Regions from separate parts of the Mus musculus genome. Here all the other regions are linked to region 1. A link is a loop called in an ENCODE intact Hi-C map of the cell type or tissue named here. Cell type or tissue: heart. All regions are shown on one strand.

The links. Peaks named below come from ENCODE experiments on the same cell type or tissue, not always from the same donor. Only the 100,000 strongest peaks of a DNase experiment are listed, where the experiment ranks them.
Region 2: a loop joins it to region 1, with 2.5 times the contacts of the local background. A loop is called at or near these places in 3 of 42 quality-filtered maps.
Region 3: it touches region 1 in a loop (2.1-fold over the local background); 6 of 42 quality-filtered maps call a loop at or near these places.
Region 4: it touches region 1 in a loop (4-fold over the local background); 12 of 42 quality-filtered maps call a loop at or near these places.
Region 5: it touches region 1 in a loop (2.7-fold over the local background); 4 of 42 quality-filtered maps call a loop at or near these places.
Region 6: a loop joins it to region 1, with 4 times the contacts of the local background. A loop is called at or near these places in 22 of 42 quality-filtered maps.

What each region holds. Positions count from the first base shown.
Region 1 is chr19:46,394,494-46,398,493 of GRCm38, reverse strand. Actr1a (ARP1 actin-related protein 1A, centractin alpha) reads left to right here and starts at 2,753. Exons shown (of 11, transcript NM_016860.2): 1 at 2,753-2,864. The coding sequence starts at 2,817. It overlaps Sufu (SUFU negative regulator of hedgehog signaling), which reads right to left and starts at 1,598. Exons shown (of 12, transcript NM_001025391.2): 1 at 1,210-1,598. The coding sequence starts at 1,391. In heart, CTCF peaks have their summits at 1,519 and 1,725 (motif pointing left); DNase peaks (open chromatin) are centred at 1,613, 2,733 and 3,273; H3K4me3 peaks cover 4,000 bases; H3K27ac peaks cover 3,265 bases.
Region 2 is chr19:46,560,403-46,564,402 of GRCm38, reverse strand. The region is part of intron 1 of Arl3 (ADP-ribosylation factor-like 3); the gene reads left to right. Among named protein-coding and RNA genes, the nearest start is that of Arl3, 11 kb to the left of the region's middle. In heart, a CTCF peak has its summit at 2,140 (motif pointing left); DNase peaks (open chromatin) are centred at 1,092 and 2,002; H3K27ac peaks cover 2,093 bases.
Region 3 is chr19:46,527,417-46,531,416 of GRCm38, reverse strand. Arl3 (ADP-ribosylation factor-like 3) reads left to right here. Exons shown (of 6, transcript NM_019718.3): 6 at 31-308. The coding sequence ends at 78. Among named protein-coding and RNA genes, the nearest start is that of Trim8, 28 kb to the right of the region's middle. In heart, CTCF peaks have their summits at 530 (motif pointing right) and 2,254; DNase peaks (open chromatin) are centred at 296, 2,406 and 2,816; H3K4me3 peaks cover 3,294 bases; H3K27ac peaks cover 4,000 bases.
Region 4 is chr19:46,500,621-46,504,620 of GRCm38, reverse strand. Trim8 (tripartite motif-containing 8) reads right to left here and starts at 2,973. Exons shown (of 6, transcript NM_053100.2): 1 at 1,608-2,973. The coding sequence starts at 2,177. In heart, CTCF peaks have their summits at 456, 1,766 and 2,444; DNase peaks (open chromatin) are centred at 840, 2,340, 2,840, 3,000 and 3 weaker places; H3K4me3 peaks cover 4,000 bases; H3K27ac peaks cover 4,000 bases.
Region 5 is chr19:46,571,498-46,575,497 of GRCm38, reverse strand. It overlaps Arl3 (ADP-ribosylation factor-like 3), which reads left to right and starts at 2,316. Exons shown (of 6, transcript NM_019718.3): 1 at 2,316-2,458. The coding sequence starts at 2,456. Sfxn2 (sideroflexin 2) reads right to left here and starts at 2,133. Exons shown (of 12, transcript NM_053196.3): 1 at 2,039-2,133. In heart, a CTCF peak has its summit at 2,068; a DNase peak (open chromatin) is centred at 2,257; H3K4me3 peaks cover 2,756 bases; H3K27ac peaks cover 2,332 bases.
Region 6 is chr19:46,450,428-46,454,427 of GRCm38, reverse strand. Sufu (SUFU negative regulator of hedgehog signaling) reads right to left here. Exons shown (of 12, transcript NM_001025391.2): 5 at 3,764-3,849; 6 at 3,465-3,537; 7 at 1,113-1,266. Among named protein-coding and RNA genes, the nearest start is that of Trim8, 49 kb to the left of the region's middle. In heart, a CTCF peak has its summit at 1,741; DNase peaks (open chromatin) are centred at 665, 1,375 and 1,807; H3K4me3 peaks cover 410 bases; H3K27ac peaks cover 2,441 bases.

The DNA.
Region 1 (4,000 bases):
AGCTCTCTACAGCCCATCTCCCATCTCCAGAGGCAATAAGAGGATGCCACATAGGAAAAAGATTCAGCTTTAAAGGGTGTGTAACCTGCAAAGGCATCCCTCACTTCAGGACCACCATTTGCCAATACCCCAAGGCAAGGAACTTTTCAGGATCATACAATACAACGACTGCCTGCCTGAATGTGGCCACCTCTGAATCTATTTTTGGTTCAGAAAGACCACAAGGACTTGTCTCATAACACCTGTTTTGTCTGAAGGCTGACTGAAGAAACAGGATGCAAAAAAGAATAGGAGACGAGAAAGTGCCATTTCTACCCCCAAAGACAGCCAGCCCATTTGGAAACTGATCTTTTACAGGGCATCTTTAAACTTCGGCTGAAATCACGAAGACAAGACAGAATGCGCTTCTTCATTCCTCCTGCCCACTCAGGTCTCTGTCACGCACCTGGTGGCGAGCTATGATCCCCTTCAATCCCGAGCTAATGCTTGGCTCTCCCGAAACCTGTTCTTAACTAACGTCCTAAAGCTAAAGCAGCTGCAAAGCCAGAAGCAAGCTCTGCAGAGAGAAAGAGAACTGTGCAGAGTAAGCAAAAAGTTTATCTGGAAGAGCTGCTCTGTCAAACTTCAAGAGCAACAGCTTCGCACTGAATGACAGAAGCTCCTGCGCTCGGGAAGGTCCCGAAAGAAGACTGAAAGAAGGCCTCTCCTCAACTCTTCCCTCATCAAAGGCACAATGCCCTCATCTTGCTCCCTCCTAACCCACAGGGGCGTCCTGGTTCCCGGACCGCCCTAGACTACGCGGTCTTGTGCCCTCCAAAGCCCTCTCAAATGCTCTCCAGGCCCCGCCTCACTCCCCCCCCCATCCCACCCCAGCCGCCCCCTGGCTCCCCCAAGCCCACTAATGACCCACCACAGGCGCCCCCTCCTTTCTCCACGTTTACAGTTCGCTCTTACAGTCCCCCCTCCGCTTCTGTATACACCCCCAGTTCTCGGTTGTCCTAATCCGGGTTAACCCCTCACTACTCAAGGGATCCATTAACCCTTTGTCCCCATTCCCAACTTCTGTCCTAACTCCTTCCACAGCACCAGGAAGCTCCTGGTTCCCCAGTACTTAAACCGTTTTCTTCCTCCCCCTTCTGCAAATTACTTCGTCCCGGGTGTTCGAAGCTTTCCCGGCCGGACCCCGTCCTCCCGAGGCCCAGAGCATACCAGTACTTGACGATAGCGGTAACCTGGAGCGGGTTCGGCTGGTCAGGGTAGAGGCGGCGACACTCTCCGTAGATGGCGTGCAGTCCCGGGGGAAAGAGTGAAGCAAAGGCCGGAGGGGCACTAGGGCCAGAGGCCGGGGGCGCGGCGGGACCGGGGGCGACGCTAGGCCGCAGCTCCGCCATTGGGGCGCGTAGGGCGCGCGGAGAACCCGGGAGGGTAGAGGAGGGAAAGCGCCCCTATGGGCCAGCGGACCCACTGTGGATGAGACTCCCCGAGGCGATGGGGGCTACGGCGAGGTCTAACTCCGCGCCTGCGCACGAGGCTCCGTCCGCCCAAGCCGGAGCCTTCAAGACGTCGGCCAGAGGATGCTGTGGGACCGCGGGGAGCTCCAAGGGGCGGGGCGTCAGCGTGCCCTTTCCTGACACCTATTGGCTAGTGTCTTTGCCAGTCACAAGTGGGGAAGGCGTGACTTGACAATAGACTCCGCCTCCCTGCCCCTGGGTTGGGAGCGTCCCAAGGATCTTGGCCTCCCCCTAGTGTTAGGAGGAACCCAGTTTAGAACAGAGACTTGGTACCTTGAGGCGCCAGGGTCCTATGAAAGCTCTACACAACTACTAAGAAGCGCTTAATATTGTTTTACTAATACACAATTTTAAGATAAGCTTGACAACTAATTCATTAGACAGTATGTCATTATTATTAATGTTACAACTCTAATATTTCTTGGAACTATTGACAAAAAGGGTAACTCGAAATGTGCCTGGGGAAAATGCCTGGCTGTTTTAAAAAAAATTTACCTATTCTTTCTCTTCGCCTGGATGTTGTCATCCATCAAGGTCAAGAAAAATAATAAAACAATTTCTAAACCTTTAGATGATATTTTAGGCCCGTGGTTTTGTGGCATCCAACGTACAGGTATTTTTTTATAACCTCCATTGGCTTTTGCTTCATGGGTTTTGTCTTGTTTTGCTTTTTGTTTCATTTTTTTGTTTTTCGGGACAGGGTTTTTCTCTATAGCCCCTCGCTGTCCTGGAACTCTGTAAACCAGACTAGCCTCGAAAGAGGTGGGATTAAAGGCTTCCAGCACCACTCCCGGTGCTGCTGGGATATGTGTTGGGCAAGCATTCTACCACTGAGCGACAGATGTTTATTAATGGTTTGTATTGCCCAAGTGAAGGAATGGCTGAGAGATAGAACTACTCTGTAAAATTCAACCGCCCCTGAAGTACTGACAAATCCAAACCCAACTACTCACAAGTACTTCAGACTCCAAAATTTAAGAGTGTACTGGAAACCCCTTCGAAGGGATCTCAAATCCAGTCATGCAAGATAATCATCAACACTGTGGCTCTTTAATCTACAAACACTACAGACCCCACCATGTGTAGGAAATACACTGTCCAATCTCCTAAATCCGATCGGGCTGGGACCCGGTTTGGAGCGCAAGCCCTGGGGCAAAGAATGCTGGGGATTGTAGTTCCTCCGAGGCGAGGTCGGGCGGCTCCCTGGATGCCCAGTACCGGCGACTAGACTGCGCATGCGTGTCAGTGGCGTTTGCTGCGGACCGGGCTGGCAGTTCCTTCCTCGGAGGGAAAGATTCCTCTGCCATGGAGTCCTACGATGTGATCGCCAACCAGCCTGTTGTGATCGACAACGTGAGTAGCATCTTTCCTATCTTTAAAGGGACTGTGTTCTCCTCCAGGAAGGATTGTTTCCGCGGTTTCAGCCTAGGCCGCCAGCTCTTTGTCACTGGCTCGGCCTGTCAGGCGGGTTCAGCTGCCGCCGCCCGCGTCCTCCTCACATCCATAGTTTGAAGGCAGGGCGGCCAGCCAACATCCGTGTAATGGAGAATTTGAGGGTAGACAAAGGAAAGAGCTGTAGCCCGGGAAGGGTCCGTGGACCCTTGGCTCAGGGGGCCTTAACCGTTCTCTTAGAGCCCGACACCCGCCTTCGCTCTGGTTTTCCATCACTCAATTGGCTACTCTTGCTGTCTATCTTAGCCTATTGGTCCCGCCTTTGGGCCTTGCCGGATTAGAACAGCACTCCGCAGTCATTGGCTCCGGCGCTTGTCGCTCTTCCGGTCGCCATAGTGTTTCCCTTCTGTAAGGGGCGGTGCCGTGCAGTAGAGCTGTAGGGATTGGCTCGGCAACTCAGGGTGCGGAAGGCGATGGCTGGTCCACCGGTGAAAAAGGACAGTTTCCTTGGGTGTGAGCTGGAGGGGCAATTTAGTGAACTGTATCTGGGTGGGGCCGGACAAACCGGTACCAGAAATGGCCATGGGATTTCAGTTATTTTTGTGATTATAAATTATAGTTAGTCAAGGTAAAGAAGAAAGGGGGGTGACAAAGCAGGCGAGATGCTTTGATGTTTGCAGTGCCCAGGTGAGAGGCAGGGGGATTATCAGACACAGTGGTTGTCAGGTGCGCTAGCGTTTCCAGGACGCTTTGCACCAACATGCAAGTCGAAGCCTCCCAAAAAGTGAATGGTTAAGGAGGAAGTTTGCCCCTCTTTTCACAGTACGAACACGGAAGGTGGAGGTGACCAAGGTCATACAGCAATGGTGCCCCACAACTTCATCGCCTTATCTAAATGGCAATCCTTTGCTAAGCACCGCTCCACACATGCATCGATAAAGACAAATAGAAAGAACTTAAGTATTGCTTTTATGAGGAGGGACATTTGTCTTAATTTCTGAGTTTCACTCAAAGGTTTGGTCCCTCCCACACTGGTTAGAATCTTCCTACTTTCTGGGTCCCTCCCCTGAGGCAAACTACCAGTTCCCTCTGACCTA
Region 2 (4,000 bases), 170 kb before region 1:
TCCTCAGCAGATTTCGTCCTTCTCCTTTTTGCATGGAGTCGGCGCAGCTGAGCACAGTCTGACGTTAGAAGCGGCCTCCTGTTCATCAAGCTGGTGGCGGCCACTGAGAAGGGCCCCATCCTTCCGAGTCTTTAGGCTCCTCAGGAACAATGTTTGTCTTTATGCCATAGAAAAATGCTAAGAAAGAGAAGAAGGTTTGAACGCAGATGAGGCGTCTCAGTCGGGGAGGGGCTTGCCGCTGAGCTGATGGCCTGTGTTTGTGGGATTCCCCAGGACCCACATGGTGAAGGTGTATGCTATCAGCTGACTTCCACAAGCACTTTGTACCGAGCACACACTCATGCACACACATGAAATAAGTGAACAAGTGTCATTTTAAAAAAAATAATTACAAAAAAAGAAAACAAAATTGAAGGCTCTTCGTTTGAGGTGGATGGGACCCTGTTAAGAGGTGACATGACCTTGAAATCTGTTTAAGCTTGTTAGGGAGAGCATGCGCTTGGCAGCTTAGGGTTACAGTGCCTAAACTGTAGCTGTTCCTCGGAGTCAGACTGCTTCCATAGGCCAGCACATTCCTCCACCCACCCCTACCCCCTCCACTCTGGTTTCTGTATGACCTAGTTTGTGTCTTTGGGGTCAGAGCACTATGCCTCTGCCATGAGTTGAGTGGAAATGGATTTGAGGCAGCTACATTTCTGTAGTCCAAGCCAGGTGTGGAGGCACACGCCTTCAATCCCAACACCTGGTAAGTAGGACACATGTATATCTCTGAGTCCCAGGCCAGCCTGGTCTACATAGAAATTCCAAATTACACTGTAATTGTAATTACACTGTTTGGGTCCAAATTACACTGTAAAAATTAACTTCATTGTCTTTATACAGTAAAACTCATCCCCGTCATAAACTTAACTTTTAATGAATGCTTCCTTTCACCTGACATTTAAAATAAGACGCAGCGTGGAGACGACACACAAGCTCAGGGCGCAGTACCCTGCTCTCTTTCATCTCGACTCTTAAATCAGCTTACCTTGTACCTTTCGGGCAGAGCCCTGCCAGCTATAAATATCCTCCTCCCTATTTAGCAAGCAAGCGAGCCCTGGCTAATCCTGTGATCCTGTCCTGGATGCTTGGGTTGGCACAGGGCGCTGTAGCATCAGCACTGTGTCCCCATTGCGCTTGAGATGCCATTTTCATCTTACTGGAAGGGAGAAAATATTAGCTGAACTTTCTCTTTCTGTGTCATCTCACTTAAGGGTGAAGCATCTGACGTCATTGCCAAATAAGGAAGAGTGCTCATTAGAGATTTTAAGTACTGCATTTTGTACTGTAGGTTACTGAAGGTGCCTATAGTTAGAACAGCTTTTGTATTCTCTCGCTGTACTTCACTCCTTTGTGAGTAGGAATTCGGAGGGGGGGGGGGGCAGGGGCAGGTGTCCCGGTACACACCTTTAATCCCAGCACCTGGGAGGCTGAGGCAGGATCCCTGTCAGAGGCCAGCCTGGTCTACATACTGAGTTCCAGGCCAGCCAGGGCTAACATAGTGAATCTACTCTCAAAACAGAACAAAGATAAAGCAAGGGCTAGGCATGAGGCTTGGTGGTAGCATGCCCACCCAGTTCAGTTCCTCACATGTGGAGGAAAGTTCACTCATTTCAGTGGGGCACTACAACAAGAAAATGGTGTTTTCCCTTAATTGTTCAATTTCAGATATTATAATGAGTATGTGAGAAAAACTTGGTCTCCAAACAACAGTACCCAGTGATTTCTTTCCTTTTCTATGATTTAACTGTCTGCCATGTGGGTATGTGCAGGTGCCCTAGGAGGCCAGAGGCATCGGATCCTGCTGGAGCTGGGAAGCTGCTGTAAGCTGGAACTGCTTATAAGCAGTTGGAAGCCAACCCATGTTGGTGCAAGACTCCAACCTGGGTCCTCTGCAAGAGCAGTGTGTTTTCTTCCCGGCTGACTCCCCTTTCCAGCCCTATTAAGTGGTTTTTTAGTGAGGAAGCACTTGATGAAACACTGAAAATGCAGGCCAGAGACATGGCTCACCAGTTAGGAGCACTGGCTGCCTGCCCTTCCAGAGATCCTGACAACCACATGGTGGCTCACAGCCACCTAGAATGGGATTGACTGCCCTCTTCTGGCATAAAGGTGTATGTGCAGATAGAACACTCATGAATAAAGAACAAAAATAAATAAATCAAAAAGAAAAACTGAAAATGCTGACTTTATTACTACTACTACTACTACTACTACTACTACTACTACTACGTATACAGTGTTCTGCCTGCATGTAGGCCAGAAGAGAGCATCAGATCCCATTACAGATGGTTGTGAGCCACCATATGGTTGCTGGGAATTGAACTCAGGACCTCTGGAAGAACAGACAGTGTTCTTAACTCCTGAGTCCTCTCTCCAGCCCCAGAAAACGCTGACTTTAAACTTTGTAAATGGTAAATGTTTTCTGTAGGGCTGGAGAGATAGCTCAGCAGGTAAGAGCACTGACTGCTCTTCCAAAGATCATGAGTTCAAATCCCAGCAACCACATGGTGGCTCACAACCATCCTTAATAAGATCTGACGTCCTCTTCTGGTGTGTCTGAAGACAGCTACAGTGTACTTAGATATAATAATAAATAAATCTTTAAAAAATTTTTTTTCTGTAAAATGACAACGGGGTTTTTCTTGACACTGTCTGCATGGGGATCTAAGCCAGGAGCATCTACCTGTGCCATTTAATGTGTTAATTTGACAAATTACTGTATTTTAGTGTATTTTAGGAGCATGCAGTCGGGGTGTCAGGATGAGTGCTTTTATATCCCAGTCCCCATGGGGCCTGAAGGATTGCGCTGATAATGTGTGAGTTCAATATAGCTAAGAAGAACTGAGAGGGCTGGTGAGATGGCTCAGCAGTTAAGAGCACTGGCTGCTCTTCCAGAGGTCCTGAGTTCAAATCTCAGCAACCTCATGGTGGCTCACAACCATCCGTAATGAGATCTGACACCCTCTTCTGGTATATCTGAAGACAACTTCAGTGTACTTACATATAATAAACAAATCTTTAAAAAAAAAAAAAAAGAAGAACTGAGAAACAACCTTGTTCAGGTGTTGACTTGTGAATGCCATAGACAATGTCTCCACTTCTCTGTCGTGTCTGTTTTCTTCTGCAACAGCTAAGCTATGCTCTGCGACTCTCCTGTTGGGTTCTTATAAAGGTTAGATGAAGGTCAAATGTTTTGAGCCAATAGTAGTAACTCAGGAGACTTCTCATAAATTGAAGAAGGAATTGACTCAAACCAGCCAGAGTTGAGTGATGAAAATAGAAGCAAAAGCCTGCCCTTCCTTAAACAATAACAAAACCCGCCCAGCTCCAGATTTATTCAGCCTTCATCTTAGACTAAGTCTTGCATTCTGCTGCCGGGGAGAGGCCAGAGCCGTCCTCAGCCCCAGCGCAGCGGCCACAGAGGACACGGGGGGGCTGCTCGCCCGCCTGCACATTTTCATGTCATTATCCAAAGACCAGTACTGCCGGGCGTGGTGGCGCACGTCTTTAATCCCAGCACTTGGGAGGCAGAGGCAGGTGGATTTCTGAGTTTGAGGCCAGCCTGGTCTACAAAGTGAGTTCCAGGACAGCCAGGGCTACACAGAGAAACACTGTCTCGAAAAACCAAAATAAAAAAGCAACAACAAAAAAAAACCCAACAGATTGGCTCGAATCCTTGCCTGGTGCAGTGTGGGTGAGAAACACACGCGTTTTGTGTAATTCTAAATCTAAGGCTCGGCTCAAAGGAATATCTACCCTGGCTGGGAGATTAGAGTTTATGACCTTAAAACAGTATCGTCGTTTGATTCTTCTGTGTGTTTGCTGAGACAGGATCTCTCACTATGTCACCTTGGCTGTCTTGGAACTCACTTGTAGATCAGGCTAGCCTTGAAAATAAAGATCTGCCTGCCTCTGCTCCCTGAGTGCTGGGGCTGAAGGTGTGCGCCTGGCTTTGCTT
Region 3 (4,000 bases), 130 kb before region 1:
ACTGCCTTTTTCTGTCCATTTCCCTCAAAGGATGGCATGAACTGGGTCTGCAAGAATGTCAACGCAAAGAAGAAATAAAACGGAGGCAGGCGGATGGTGGCGCTGGAGCCGGGAGCTAGAGTCAGCCCTAGAAACACTGGGTTGCTGCTTTCTGACCAAATGCTTTTCTGTCTGTGCACAGCCACAGCTGTGTGGCGGGCGGGGAGGGACAGCAGCCTGAGAAAGATCCCCATCCCAGCAGTAGATTTTAACTGATCTCAGAGGCTCGGTATCGTTTTTCAAATAAAGGAATTATATTATTTCCTCTGCATAGTTGAAATAGTATTAAATGTCTCAGAGCACATGATTAGAAAGGAGCAAGCGCTTGTCCTGCCGCCGGATGATCCCAGGCGGCTGTGCTGCCTCTGTTACTGACCTGTCTGTCCCCTCACTCTCTTGCAAGTTGGAAACTGCATGGTTGGTGGTGCCGGGCAGAGACTTTTTTTTTCCCCTATCTGCAACTGAGCCAGGGCTTTGGTCTGTCCTGCAGGAGGCAGCCACTGTGGGAGGTAAAGAATAGCTGGTGATCACCAAACCCTCTGGGCAGGTAGGTAAGGGGCTGTGTGTAATCCTCACTTTTGGACAGAAAAAGAAGAACATTCTTGGCAAACAAGTCACTACAGAGCCACAGAGCCATGGCCTCTGCAGCCCCGGCCCCTCCACCTTCTCCCATCCCCTCAGCCCTGTCAGCCACACGGGGAAGCAGACTCGTAGGACTTTTGACTGTAATGACATCTGGAATGTAAGGGGAGCTGGGAGGTTTAATTCCAGAAAAATTACAAGGTCCTTAAAAAGCCCTCACGTCGAGGGCTCAGGCTAGCATAAACAGGCTTTCTCCAGCTCAGTGGAGCAGGGAGCAGCCGGCTCCGAGATTAGCTGATTTCTCTGCAGAGGGGATTTCTAAAGCTCAAAGAATTCTGTGTTTAAATGATCACAATAGGCCGATGCTATCAGATTTTAAAAATAAATGCAGCTGTGCCATGAACCTGCTCCACTGAGAAAAGCCAGGCAGATCGATTCTGAGAAGAGATCAATTCTTACAGAGCTGGCAACTAGACGGTGTGGGAAGGATCTGCTGCAGGCTGAGAGCATGGGCTGGGCCCCTCCCCCCCCCCCAAAGCCACTCGTCCCATGCTGCGCTCTTCTACCCCTTTCCAGCAACCCTGTTGTGGTCTGATCAGAAGGGATGGTACCCCCCTCCCATTCGTTCCCCCACTGCCAAAGGAGTTTGCCTGAGCCCTCAGAAATCCCAGCCTCAAACCCTGAAAGCAGACCAGGGCATAGCCTGCTCCTGAATTCAACTGTTCTGGGCAAGAGCTCAGGGCTTTTCAGAGGATAAATAAGAGGCTATCCAATGCCTGGTAGGGCCAGGGAGGCCAGCTGCCTTCTCATCCTGGGAGGTGGCCCTTTCCAAGCCCACCACGGTGTGGTGGCAAAGACAGGAAGTGCCACAGAAGTCCCTGCTCCATGGTACCCAGCTTATTCTGGACTCTGGAGAGGGAGAAACTTGGACAGTTTGAAAGGTGGCCAGGAGGAAAGCTATCAACAAAGGCTGGGGAGAGGTGTGGGGTAGCAGTGCACAGGCACGGGCCTGTAAAGACTTGCAAGACAAAAGAAGGTGAGGTTTTTAAACCTCAGCTAGTTAGCCCGCCGCCTCTCCCATCGACTTCTCTAACTCACCCGAATCCCTCTAGCTTTGAAGGGTGGCAAACAGCTATAAAGCATCGGAAATGCCCCATCTCAGGCCACCAGATGTAGCTTTGGCCCTTGAGACTTGCTTTTCCTTACAAATATGCTTCAGGATGTTGTCTGGGGGGCTGGAAGCCTGCTTTGAAGTCCAGTTTTGGAATGCTGCACCAGGGGACTCTCTCTGACTTTGGAAGAGCTTGAGTTGTAATGCATTTTTGGTCTCTTACCACCAACTAAAGGAACTGTTCTAAACAGCCCCGACCCCCACCCATACCCCCACCCCCCGGCTCCAGCTCATAGGCAGAGCGACTTGCCCTGCTCTGATCGCTGTCTCTGTAAATGTCCGCATTTGCTTCCCAGCTAGAGACACCAGAGACAACTGTGGTTGTCACAGGCTTTTATCTTCCCTGTGAGCCCTGTTGAACCCTCCGGGGGCTCCGGGGATAAATGAATGGAGCCTGAAAACTGCAGTTTGAAAGCTCCCATTTGTAAAACCAGAATGCTTGTAAAGTCCCGTTTCCTTCTGCCGTGCCACCCCTGCCCCCTGTGGCCATGGCCAGAGAACAGAGTCTGAAGCTAGAAAGGGCATGCTCCGCCCCTGTGCCTCCCCCCCCATCCCAGTGAGCCCTGGTAAGACTTTTGCTCTGCGCACCATTGCTTCTGAATGTTCAGGGGGCGAGGGCCGAGGCCAGAGGGCAGGCAAAGTCCACAGTGTATACTCCAAGCAGTTGTGGGAAAAACCGAGCCCTGCTCTCACCCTCCCTGTGTGGCTCCTTTTGGCTGGATTCCCTTCGCCCAGTGCAATACACCCTTTCCCCTTCGCTCTCCCTTGGTTACTATGGAAACAAGGGTGTCATTGATGTGGGGCTGAGCTGGGGAACATGTCGGTGCACAGCTGAAAGTCAGCGATTATGCCGGTGGTTCGCTCTGCCCGGTAGAAAAGTCCACAGCCTGAGATGCTGCAGAAGGACAGTCTTACCGAAGCCCTCCCCCACACTTCCCTCCCTCCCTCTGTCCCCTGTCTCTGACGATTTCTTTATTCCCCTCCGGACTAAAGTGGTGGCTATTTTTATGCCAGTCCGTGCCCCACCCTCACTGTTGGCCGCTCCTTATCCGGCCTGGGCCTGGAGAGAGTGACACCATGTCACCCTCACCAGGCCCAGTGTCTCCATTCCCTTCCACAGTGCGCTTTGATTCCCCCCTCCCTCTCCTTTTCGGGATGCTTCTTCCTTTATTTTTAGCTCTGCTCTCCATGTGGTTTCGGGGTTCGGTGTGATCCATCGGAAGGTTCTTTTTTTTTTTTTTTTTTAGTCCCTTTTGAAAATGATAATCAAAGGAAGGGACGCGGTGTTTGGTCACGTGGAAAGCTCAATGTATAATTTAGACGTCTGTCAAAAAAACGCAACAAATAAAATGTAGCTGCAACGAAGGCGGTCTTGGAGTGGATTGTGATCTCTGCTGGAACTCCAAGAGGGCCTAAGCAGCTTTGCCCTTTTGGAGGTTAGGTTTCCTCAAGGGAGGGCTGTTTTCAGAAAAAAAACACCACCACCAGGTGATATGAAAACCACCACCACCGCCATTGCTGCAGCAGCAGCAGCCACCCGCCTCACCTTACCCCTAGCCCCATGCACCTCCTGCGTAACTAGGCAGCACTAAGCCCACTTTGCAGTGGAAGAAACAGAGAGGCCTTTGCCTCAGCTAAGGAATTTGCCAGCATCACAGCTCCTGTAAGGATTGGTGGAGCCAGAAACCTAGGTCCCCTGCTGTCTCTAAAGGAAAAAAAAAAAAAAAAAAAAAAAACAAAAAACAAAGAAACAGTACCACAGCCCACTTCAGTCCCAGCCCTCACCTCCTGCCTGTTCAGCAGCTGCCTCCCACAGCCCTCTGCACCAGTTGTCCCCTAGGCTAGCACTGCCTGCTCTTCCCGGACTCCCAGTCCCCAGGGCCTCAGGTCCTCTCATCACAAAAGCACAGTTGCACATCTCTTTCCTTCCTTTGCATAGGTTCAGCCCCATGGATGGCAAAAAGGAGGGAGCCGTCAAGAACATTAGGGCTGCCAGGGACACTTGCAGTCACCTACTGCCTACTACTGAGTCCTCTTGCTGGAAGCTGCCCAGAGAAAATGCTAGCCTTTGGAAGGGCAGCCTGGGCTACTTGAAACCCCATCTCAAAAACTCAGAAGTCTAATGGGGACACTCATGAAAGGTGACAGGCTTAGAGGGCTATGGTCTTGCTCACCCCTTCATCTACTCCTAGGGTCCCTCCTTACCCA
Region 4 (4,000 bases), 110 kb before region 1:
ACCCCTACAGTCTTTATTAATAGCAGCAGCCTCAACCCTGGGTAAAGTGTGGGCTCTGCCTAACCGGAGTCAGGAGAGGAGGACCACAGGGCTCCTCCACTTCCCCAGGACTTGGCCTTTCCCAGATGCTGGGAGGAGTGACTCCACTTCTCCAACCCCCACACTTCCTTTAAGAAACCAGAGGCCTCTCCTGGCACAAAACCCCAGAGCTGGCCCATGCAATTGCAAACTAATTATACAGCAAATTTTGTTATCCCCGCCCTCAGCCTGCGGTGGCCCTTCTGCCTTTTGTTGGTTGTATATGTGTGGTTTTTAATTGCTAAACAGTGACTCATTTAGATTGGTCCCCTCCTTGTCTCCGTCCAGCCCCCACAACCACCAAGGAAACAGCCCGCATCTACATTCTGGACAGGCCCAGCTTCCTCCTACTGCAGCAGCCTTGTTGGCCTCCAGGGGCCCCCACCCTAAACACACACTCCCAGTTCCTACCAAACCCAGCCCAGCTCCCTTATCTTAAGACCCCTAGCAAGAGCTTTCAAGATGGCTCAGTCTTAGCTCGACTCCTTCTTCCCGGTGTGACTCAACCCAGAGTGGCAAGGGACCCGAGAGGAACCTGGGAGGAGCCCCCTTCCAGTGAAAGGGACGGAAGTATGCCCCACTCCAGTTCCCTAGCCAGGCCCAGAGGCCTAAGAGGGGGAAGGCGGTTTTGACATTGGCTGCTGCAGTAGGGTGTATACAATGGGAGGGGGTGCGGTTCGTAATCACCCAGCCGGCAGCCCAGGGGAGCCAGCTGCCTGAAACCAGATTTCAACGCGGCTCAACCTTAAACCCACAGGACTCTTTTTCCGTCTTCCCCGTCCCCTCCCTAAATGTGGGAGGGCCGTGTAAGAGGGCAGGGCTGGGAGGAAAGAGCCCAGGGTGAAGAAGTCACATACTTTAAGGTTTGTTCATGCCAGGCGCAGGCAGCATTCAAGTATAGAGAGAGCAGCTTTAGCCTGGGGAGCGTCTACTAGGACGGATTAGAAGAGCCGACAGTCGGGGACTCCTCTGGACACCCAGGCCTTGCCCAGCTAGATGCCAGAGTTCTTCTCTATCTCCGGAAGCTCCCCCCAACCCCCAGAGTGTTTCCAGTAGAGCTGAAAACTAACATGGCTGCTTTGTTTACTTCCTCATTGGTATGCCAGCATCATGGATCATGTCAGCCACAGCAGCGGCACCAGGACACTCATTACATAAACAGCAGCTGGAGAAGCAGGACCGGGGTCACTGCCTTGGTGACTTCCCGTAGAGCTTACAGAAACAATGCGGGGGGCGGGGGGGGGAAACTGCGCAAAACAGAAAAGCAACACTCCAAACTACTTCTAACAGCCTCCCCCCAATTCCATAAATGACTGAAGGAGAGATCTTAAGGGCGCAGGTGCGAGAATGCATCCAGCAGCCAGGGCCTTTCCCCCAGGACCTTGCCCCCCAAACTTTTACGGAAGAGTTTGGAAGAGGGCCTCTAGGCTAATGTCACGAGAGTCAGCTTGTGCGGATGGGTGGCTCCCAAGTCGTGTGTGTGTGTGTGTGTGCGTGTGCGTGTGTTCGCACGCGTTCAGTGTACTTGCCCGTATCTCATTCCTCCGTATCTCCACGTCACACACCGAGTGTCCCTGATGCGCGCCGCTGTAGTAGCAGCAGTACTGGCACACAGCCACCTGCTCGGCCTCGCAGTGGTACAGGCGGTAGGCGTTGTGCTGCGGGCAGCTCCAGGCCCGCACGTCGTCCGCCTCCACCAGGAGGTGCCCGCGGGCGGTGGAGGGCTGCTGCAGGTGCGTCTGCACGTGAGACTGGCAGCAGGGAGCCTCGCAGCGCAGGCAGACCTTCTGTGCCGGCAGCGGGGGGCCGCGGCGACAGAACACGCAGTGCAGTGCCGTCGGCGGCTTCTCCACGTGCAGGGCGTTGAACTTCTCCACGATGTTGGTGAGCTTCAGGTTCTTCTCCAGGCCCGGCTTCTGATTGTAGGCCTGGTTGCACTCCGGGCAGCGCACAAGGCCACTGTCCTTGGCCCAAGCCTCGCCGATGCAGCCCCGGCAGAAGTTATGTTTGCATGGCAGCTGCACCGGTTCCACGAAAACGTGCAGGCAGATGGGGCAGATGAGCTCCTCCTCAAAGCAGTTCTTCCAATTCTCCGCCATGGCGGCTGCGGGCAGGGGGCCCGGGTAGACCTCTCTAAGTCCCCAACCCTGGGGATCCGTCTGGTACAGCTGGGGACCCACCGAGCCCGGAGCTCCGGTCCCCGCCGGCCGCGCCAGTCGCTCAGTCACCAGCGCCTTCCGCGTGCCCGCCCCCCAGAGGAGGGAGCCTGGGTCCTCGCGCCGCGCGCGCCGCCGGCTGCGTCTCCTCCTCCTGGCGAGTGGCTAGCGGGAGGCGGCGGGCTGCGCCAGGGCCGCGGCCCGGGCACCAGCCCTGGAGGAGAGCGCTGTGGTCCAAATTCCATATAACAGGCCGCCTCCGGGGCAGCGCGGCTAGGGCAGCGGCGGCCCACGGCCTGCGCTCGGCCCCGCGGCTGACATCGGGGCGCGCCCCGCGGCGCACCGAGCGGGGGAGCCGCACTCTTCCTTTGGCGGCGACAGTGGCTACCTTCTGGCTGGTGCGAGCCGCGCCTTCCTCGCCTGGATCCCGGCCGAGGTCCGAGGGGGCACGGGAAGCTAGTTCGGCCGCGCCGAGGCTGGCTAGAGCCGGAGCCGGCGAGCAAGGCGCGCCAGCGGTCCCCGGGCCGTGGCGCAGGCGTCCCCCAGCTGGCCGGCCGGCTGCGGGTGGCAGGGCGCGGGCGGGCCGACTCCGGGGCGCTGCGTGCGCGCTGGGGCAGTCATTCAGATGAAATTCCAGTCCCCGGCCAGAGACACCAGCCCGCCTCTGCCTTCCTCCTCCCTTCACAAATAGAAACGGAAGGGGGAGGGAGAGAAGTGGAAAAAAAAAAAAAAAAAAAAAGGCAACCAGAGAGGGAGGGAGGGAGGGAGGGAGGGAGGGAGGGAGGGAGAAGCCCGGGAGGTGCTCCGGCCTGACCCCCTCGTCGCTACTTCTGCGCTCCCTGGAGGCCCCGCGCAGGGCGCCCCCGCCGCGGAGAGACCCCACTCCCTGTCCCCGCACTGGGCGGGCGCCTCGCCTGCGCTGAGGAAAACAAGGATTGATCAAACTAGAAAGGAATTTTTCTCAACTGCTAATGAACAGGAGGCTCGGCTCCCGGCCCTCCCCTCCCCCCGCCCGGCCCTCCCCCTTCGCCCCCCCACCCCACCCCTCCCCCCCACTTTCTTTTCTTCTCGGCCTCTGCTCCGGCCTGGAAGGCTCCGGGCTGCGGTCGGAGCCAGCCTGCGGCGGCGGCGGCGGGGCCAGGCCGAGCCAGCCGGGCCGGGTGCGTCCTCAGCGCCCAGCCATCTTGAGCTCCCAGCGGCCGCGGTGGGGACTGGGGGTCCGGGCGCGCGCTTGAGGGTCCTGTAGCTCGCTTTTCCACCCTCCCTTTGGTGGGATTTTTTTTTTCCTCCAAGGGGAGGGCTGGTGGTCTCCAACAAATTAGGAGAGAGAGAAGGAGAAAAATGCCAAGTCTTGATTTCTCTCTACCTCTGCTCCACCCATCCCGATCCTTTCCAAAAAAAAAAAAAAAATCTTTTAAAAAGATTAAAATTGGAAGAAGTCGGCAGAACGACGAGCGCCTGCTGCCCCCAGCGCTGCCCGGGAGACGCGTCCGGGGCGGGCCCGCGCCCGTCGCTCTGTCCGTGGGTCCGTTTGTCCTCCCGCAGCTTCTCAAGTGAGGGGAGGGCGGGCACTCCGGGCAGGGTCTCCGCTGCGGCTGTCGCTTCAGAGCTTTATCCTTAGATCAAAAAAAAAAAAAAAAAAAAAGAAAAAAAAAAGAAAGAAAAAAGAAAAAAAAAGGGGGGAGAGGAAGAAACCACCCCCCAGCCCGAACACTCATCACAGCCACCTTCAGCCATCTTGCGTGTATTATTTCAAGAATAATCTG
Region 5 (4,000 bases), 180 kb before region 1:
CTGAGGTAAGAGTACTTGCCCCCATAGAATATTTGCCCTGTGGGCACTTGGCCAGGGGAGGTCCAGGCAGCTCAAAACTCTGCAAGAGCAGACCAAAGACCACTGAAATAGCAGACTACCGTCAGGTTGCCTAGAACAAGCAGGAGAATGACGGTAATAATTAAACCAGCAGGCCCAGGCTCCTGCTTACAGACACACTCATCGGGACTCCAAGGTAACAGTGAAAACAGATACCGTGCTACCTGAGGGAACCCTGAATGTGCCTTTTCCCACAAAAGGGCCCCAGTGTGAAGAGCAGTAGATTAGTAGATAAACGGAAGGGGAGGGGTCTCTAATCTAACAACTCACCTAGTGCCTCTTTTATTCTTCCTTTTCCTTTTTTTGAGACAGGGTTTCTCCATGTAGCCCTGGCTGTCCTAGTAGACCAGGCTGGCCTCGAACTCAGAGATCCAGCTGCCTCTGCCTCCCAAGGGCTGGGATCAAAGGCGTGCGCCACCACCTTCTGTCTGATCACCTTGAACTTCTTTAGTCAAGATTCAGAATTGACTTTTCCCTCCAAGGATCCGATACAAGTAGGCAGGTAGCAGATGTTTCTGACTGTGGGGCTGGAGCCATGGCTCAGCACTTTAAAGAGCAATCGCTGCTCTGCAAGAATCCCTGGGTTCAGTTTTCAGCACCCACCTGGTGACTGACAGCCACCCATAACTCCAGCTCCCGGGTACCAAAGACACATGTGATGATGCACTTACATACATGCAGACAAAACATTCATATACGTAAAGCAAATAGTTTTAAAGGTTTTATAGAAAGTTCTTTACTTGGTTGTAAAAAAGACCTGAAAGCTTCGCACTATGTACCCAGTGCCCAGAAGTACCCAGGAAGGAGGCAGTCCTGTGCAAATTTAGGGCCAGTATGGTCTACATAGTTTTGTTCCAGGCCAGCCAGAGTTCCATAGTAAGACTCTCAAAACAACAACGACAACAAACCTGAAAACCCATACTGGAAAAATCTGCCTTTGTTTAAGTAATGGCAACTAGGTTGGTGAAAGAGGTAACGCCTGAACCCCAGATTAAACTATTGATAATAATAATAATATGTCACCCTTTCTTTGCGACAGGAATTGCTCTCTATGTACGTGACATACATGGACCTGTAAGATAGATAACAGGTAAACACACATCAACAGACTTCCAGAGATACCACTTCTACCTAAACTATGAGCTGTTGGAAGAGTTCTCTGCTTATTAACAGGTATAAACAGCTCTGAGGTGTGGGGTGTAGTGTATGTAGGTCGGTGGCAGAGTGCTTGCCTACCCTGTACAAACCCCTGCATTCTGAGTTCAGTCCCCGGGGGCAAACAGCACTCCTACCTGGGCCACAGTGTTTACAAGCAACACTATAAAATAGTTTACAAGTAAAAAAAAAAAATAGTTTACAAGTTAGTTCAAGTCCGGACTCTTATCATCTACAATAACCGATTTCTAGGGTTGTAAGGAAATTAAACCTCATATAAAAAAAAACATTCCACTAGGAAGAATGCAATTTCCACGAAGGCAGGTTGTCGGGAACCAACATGCCACAAAGGTCCTGTGGTCGGCCCTGGGCGTGAGAGGAGCGGGAGGTAGCGCTTGCAGTCTAACCCGGTTTAGCAAAATCCAGCAGATCCCAAACAATCTAACACTCCCGCTGCCAGCTAACCTCAATGCTAGGGACCGGTCCCCAACCTCCCTATCTCTCGCCCTCTCTCAGGCGACCTCCCCCAACACAGTACAAATCACCTATCCTGGATTCTAACAAGAATGTGGAGATAGAGACGTAGCCGCAACTCCTGAGCCCTAAAGCCTGGCACCCGAAGACAACCGGGGTCAGAAGGGAAGAATCCATTGGAGCCCTGGTGGGTCCCTCCGGCCACGCGGCTTCTGCAGATGCAAGTCCAGCACGCAGCGCCTGGCAGCCGCAACAGAGCAGAACCACGCTCCCTTCGGAGGCGCGGGGATTAGGAGTAGCTGTGCATTTGGCTGCACTTGCGAACTCTTACCTGGTCCCAGAGGGATGCACCCCGCGACTGCCACCAGGCGAAGCTGACCAGGAAAGCAGAACTGAAGTGTCGCGGCTAGGCCCGGGAACCACCCCCTCGCCCTACGCCCCCACTTCCGACCAATCAGAGGCCACAGGCTCCGGCCAGCCACGTGGGCGGCTTTGCACCTCCCGCTGGGTCGCTCACCAGCCCGCCCCGCCCTCCCGCCCCTCCCGAGACCGCCTGCGCAATGGGCGGGCGCTTTGGCGCGCTTGCGCACTTTGGGTAGAGAGGAGCAGAACCCCGCCCCATCCCGCTGCTCCGTTCCTCCGCTGTGCGTGCGAGGGACGTCAGGGGCGGCGCCGCAGCAGTTACCCCTGGTAACGGGGGAGGCAGGAGGAGGAGGCGGAGGAGGAGGAGGAGGGACTCGGCTTGAGGATGGTGAGTGTGGGGGCCCTGGCCCCTCCAGAGCTGACCAGTCACCCCCCCTCCTTTCACCAGTCCCAGGGCGGGGCGCTGCGCGTAAAGCCGAGGAGGACGTGGGATGGGGCTCGCCTTGATCTTTGGGGTTCTAGATCGGTTTCAGGGGCGAAGGAGGAGCCCCTAAAGTGGGCCTGGAGGGAGGCCTAGGCCTGGAGAGAAAAGAGGGGTTTGCGATAGATTCGAGGCATGGAGTGCTTGGCTAGCGGGGAAGCCTGGGCACCATCATCTTTCTAGGGACTGGGATGAAGGCGACTCTAGAGCTGCGGAGATCAGACCAAGCTCTCAGATCTTACTGCAGAGTCGACCTCTCGGCGCCTCGGGACTGTGGGGTTCATCTGAGAACCAGCCAAAAGTGGGAGAGGCGCGGCTCTACTGTCTTTGAGATCACCCTGGCAGCACCAGGGAGCTGTAACCTGGCTTTCCTAGATGCTCGCGTCTCTGAGTGAGAGGTGTGTAGGGAGTAAGTCCCAGGACAATAAGAGGTACCGCTGGGAATGGATGTCTCTGTGGTGGGTGCGCTCCTGCAGTCCCAACTTAATCGCTGAAAGTTCTGCGAAGAAATAATGGTTGTTGATGAGCGATTTTTTGCTCCGTATTTATTCCATGTAGATAGAAGCAAATTAACCTCCCGTGTCCTAGCTTTTCCTTCAAATTTGCAGTGTCCTTTTGCCTGAGGCCACAGGAGGACCAAAGGTCTTCACCTCAAACTAAAAAGAATGAACAATAGAAAGTGAGCATCAATTTGAAGCAAGCCTTGTCTCCGTTAACCTTAATTAAGGCTTTTCCAAAGTGTATGATGTGTGACAGATTTTTGACCAGAAACACTCGGTTCCTTGTTGATTTTTTAAAATCGTTATTTTATTTAATGTATATGTATGGGTGTTTAGCCTGAATGTATGTTTGTGCTCCACGTGTGTGCCTGGTGCCTGCAGAGGCCAGAAGAGAGCTTTGGTTGCCTGGAACTGGAGTTACGGATGTCTGGGAACCATCGCGTGGATGCTGGCAAATGAACACTGAGCGTTGCTGAACATCTCTCTGCCCTTGTTGATTCTGTACGCGGTAGATGGAGAGTAAAAATGAAGTTATGGGGAAATGAATATTTTTAGAGCTAGTCAAAGAAAACTTGATATTAAGGCATTTAGAACAGGTTGGTTGGCTTACTAACTGCTCCGAACAGGTTCCTGTTGCCCCCCCCACACACACACACACAATATTTTTGTGAAAATATTGAGGCATTTCTGTTGACTTAAGAAGCAAAGCCTAGGGCTGGTGAGATGGCTCAGTGGGTAAGAGCACCCGACTGCTCTTCTGAAGGTCTGAAGTTCAAATCCCAGCAACCACATGGTGGCTCACAACCACCCATAATGAGATCTGATGCCCTCTTCTGGTGTATCTGAAGACAACTACAGTGTACTTACATATAATAAATAAATAAATCTTTAAAAAAAAAAAAAAAAAAAAAAGAAGCAAAGCCTAGGGCTAGGGGTATAGCTCAGTGAG
Region 6 (4,000 bases), 56 kb before region 1:
AAAAAACAAACAATGCTGGGCATGGTGGTACATGTGTGTAATCCCAGCACATGAGCGTGTGAGGCAGGAAATGAGAAGCCAGCTTACGCTGCAGAGAGCAAGAGAGCCTGTCTGCGAGGTAAACAAGAAGTAAAAGAGCAGCGATGACTGCAGCTATAGACATGACTGCCAGCCTCTCTACGGCATTCCTCTGTCAGAAGCAACTGGACGTGAGCCCCTGACACAGGAAAAGAAAAGGGCTCAGATGTTTGCACTAGAAGTTGAAGTTGCGGAGGAGGAGGAGGAGGCAGCTCAGGAATTCAAGGTCATCCTTAGCTTCACAGAAAGTTAGAGGTCAGCCTAGGCTACATGAGACCCTGTCTCCAAAGTAAACCAAGTCAGGTATTTTATTCAAGGCCAAAGGCATTTTATTCTTTGATAAATGAAAAAGAAGAACTGAGAAAGGAAGGAGACAGAAAGCCTTAAACATACATGTATATAAATGGCCACTTTTCCTTTGGCATTAGCCAGGGACAGCCTTAGCAAAACAAAACTAAACAAAACAAAAAAAACCCCACAAGTCCTTCTGGAGCCAAGAGCAGCATGGGAGCATCCAACAGGACGCCACATCCTCCTCCTCCTCCGAGAGCTTACCCAGAAGGCAGAGGCAGAGGGAGCTAACTTGCCACAGACTCTGGGACTGCAGAGGAGGCCAGTGTCGGGCTTCACACTCGCTCCCTCTCATTAAAAGCCCAGGAAGGTTCAAGGAGAGAGGTTCTCAGGCTTGGCATGGCCTTCAGGCCAGAGCTGGGGTCTGTGTCAGTTCTGTGGTGGTGAACATACGCTGTAGTGTCTTTGGGTGGACTGTGTACATTTTCTGTTAACTATTCCATGGTTCATACTCACATACATGAGGTCAGATTCCAAGGGGCAGAGTGTACACACAGAGTATACTAGTGTGTTTGAAATGCACACAGGAAATAGCTACAAACAGGCCAATAATGCTCATATATAGTTCACCCACATTGGAAAAATTCATTTGTCAGAAAATAATCAGAGTGGGCTGCTATTTAGTTAGAGACTTGTCCTGGGGAACCTGGAAGGAAGGGAGCAAGGCAAGGGAAGGTCTCAACCTTTGCCAGACAGCCTCCGAGGCTGTGTGCCGAGGCAGATGCTCCGGCTATCCTCTTCATCCTCCGGAGGCCGGCTGAGGTCATCCCAGGCACACTTGGCACTGACGCCGCTCAGGTTAGAACCGTCTGTCTCAATGCCTTTGTCAACTCTCTCCTGCTTGAAAAGAACCAAAGAGTCAGAGTGCCTTCAGTGAACTCATGTGCCCCAAGGTTACTGACCCTGGCCCAGCCACTCCACTTCCAGTATTAGCCCTTGTAGGTGCTGAGCATGGACAGCTGCTATGAGATCAGGGTCTCATTGACCTTGTTCTGTTACAAGCATAACGGCCCCTGCCAGCCCCTGGACTCCTCTGGGAACAGGGTTAGGGGAGGCAGCAGGAATGAGCCTTGGACACTTCCTTCCCACCAACATCCAGCACAAAGGCCTTTGTGCATCTTTCAGCCCCGACAGCTGTGGCCCTCAGAGCTGATGGAGGAGACAAGACCTATTTCTCTAAGGAAAGGTGGAAGGCTTCCCCTCTTCCTGATCCTCCAACAATGATCATACATACCCCACCTCACCCCCTACAGGAGTTAGGGTAGAAGCCCGCCCTGACTTGGGAACCCATACCTGCAGTTCTTCATTATAACAGCTAGAGGGGGCCATCGCCCCAGAGCAGAAGTGCTCCCTGTGCCTCTATGCCAGCTAACTTTGGCAGAGGGCTCTGGATGGGGTTCGTTTCCATTTCCTAGGCTGCAATCGGGGTCTGAAGGGCAGTGACGGGTGCACACTTCCCCAGAGGCCTTGCCTTTGTGTAGACATTGGCACGCTTCAGTCTAAACTTTCTCCAAATGGCCTCAAGGAAGAGTTGTACTCAAAACATCGCTGGATTTTCTGGTAAAACTTAATTCTGTGGTGCTGGGCTTTGGCTCAAAGGTCATCTGGAAGACGCTAGCAACCTTGTCCATAAACAGCCATACAGGCCAAATAAGCCTCCTGTGAAAAACTCCTCAGAGCCCCCATGTCCCTGTGCCAGTCTGTCCCTCTCCAGGGCTCCTAGACAAGGGCATTGTTCTATGCCTTGGTCACAGATGGTCTCCTATCCATAAGCCACCCGTTCTTCTCTCTTCTGCTGCTTTTGCTGCCTGGATGAGGCAGGCAGGCAGCAGGCAGGACACAGCTCTAGCTGTTTCCGGCAGAGCAGAGGAGAGGGGCTGGAGCTGCTTGGGGAGAACCTGAGTTTTCTTGCCAGCAGCTGCCCTGAGACCCTCAGGGGAAGGGTCTGCTTGCTCTACTAATTCAGGGGACCAAGTTTTTTTCTGAGTATAGGAGATAAACAAGAGCCTACAGAGCCCCATGCTGTGTCCCAGCATGGCTGCAGAACAAGGCTTAGGGGATGAAGCCTCCATGGTTCTTACATAAGCAGAAGCCACACAGAAAGCAGGTTCGAAGCAGAGATACCCCTGGCATCATCGAGACCATTTCAGGGTTAAAGGTACCCAGAAAGTGGAGGAGCCTCATGTGTAAAGGAAGAGGCTGTGTGCCCCAGAACTCACAGGTTGGTAGCAAAGACCCCATAGGTCTGCAAACTACACGCCACTGTACAATTTGAAGTGCCTAGTCGCTGCCATGGCCTGCCTTACAGGCCCATGGGAGCCTTACAGAAACATGTCAAGTTCAGAGATGTCCATGGCCTGCCTCTGCTGCGAGGTGAGCAGAAGGAGCTGGGCTCTGGTGCTTCTACCCCTGCATGGTGTGCAAGAAATGCAGCAATGCTCCGGGGCTTCCAGAATGCAGCTGTGTGCCAAGCAACCATCTATTCTAAACCACAAAGTGACACTGACACTGTCCCAAGCAGTCACAGTAGTGTCAGCTGCAGACTGGCAGGGTCTAACGACTCTTCCACACATCAGAGAGTGCCAACCTACCTGGGCAGGGCTGGGGAGTGAGTTAGGAAGAATGACAGGATCATTAGACCAATCAGCATCCTGCAATGGGCTGTGGGGTCAGCATAGCCTGTGCTGCTGTCTGATACAGGGGAGGGCAGCTCCCTGAAAATGTGGTAAAATGGAGGAGTAGGGAAAGAAGCAATATTCCTTATGATTACCTTTCTTTGTTGGTGGTGATCTAACTTTAAGTTGATATGTAACTTACATATAATAAAGTCCATTCTTTTTAAATGCACACATATATGTGTCAGGCTTGCTTTTCTGGGCTGAAATCTCTGTTTTCCTATGTGAGCTGTAGAATTCAGGCGACAGACCATGCCTTATCCTACTGGCTCACACACAGAGCTCCTCCGCTCTGTCAGGATGAAAGCCAGTGGTATTTGGAAGAGTGTGCTAGCAAGGTTTTCCTCACTCAAGACATACTTGCAGGTGCGGATCGATCTCAAATATGGTTTCTCCCCGCCGCATGTCAGTTATCAGCCAGGGACCGCCAGCACTGTGGACAAGGAGAGACGGTGGTAACTGGGGGCCTGCATTGATCGGCAGACATAGCCTTTGCTGTCCCAGGCCCAGATCATAAAGGGAAATGTTAGTGGTCGGGGACCACAGAGAACTGAGTGCCCCAAACAGCAAAGCAAGAACTCTACAGGTGGGATGGAGGGAGGACAGCCACCCTGAAGACCCAGGGTCCAGGCCTCCACCTTATGGGGACATGTACTCACATGGGCACTGTCCGTAGTAGTTCCAGGATGCCCTGCCCGTTCCACTGTTGGGCTGAATGTAACTCCTCAGTGCAGACACCAACAATCTGTGGCCCAGGATAAGAAGCCACTGTGGTTTAATGTCCATCCCTCCAACTATCTGTGCTTTTTCAGGGGTGTCTTAAGTAGGGGACACATAGGTAGGGTCTGTTTCAAGGCTGGTGTCCCCAAAATGTAATGGCTCCCTTAGGAGGTGCT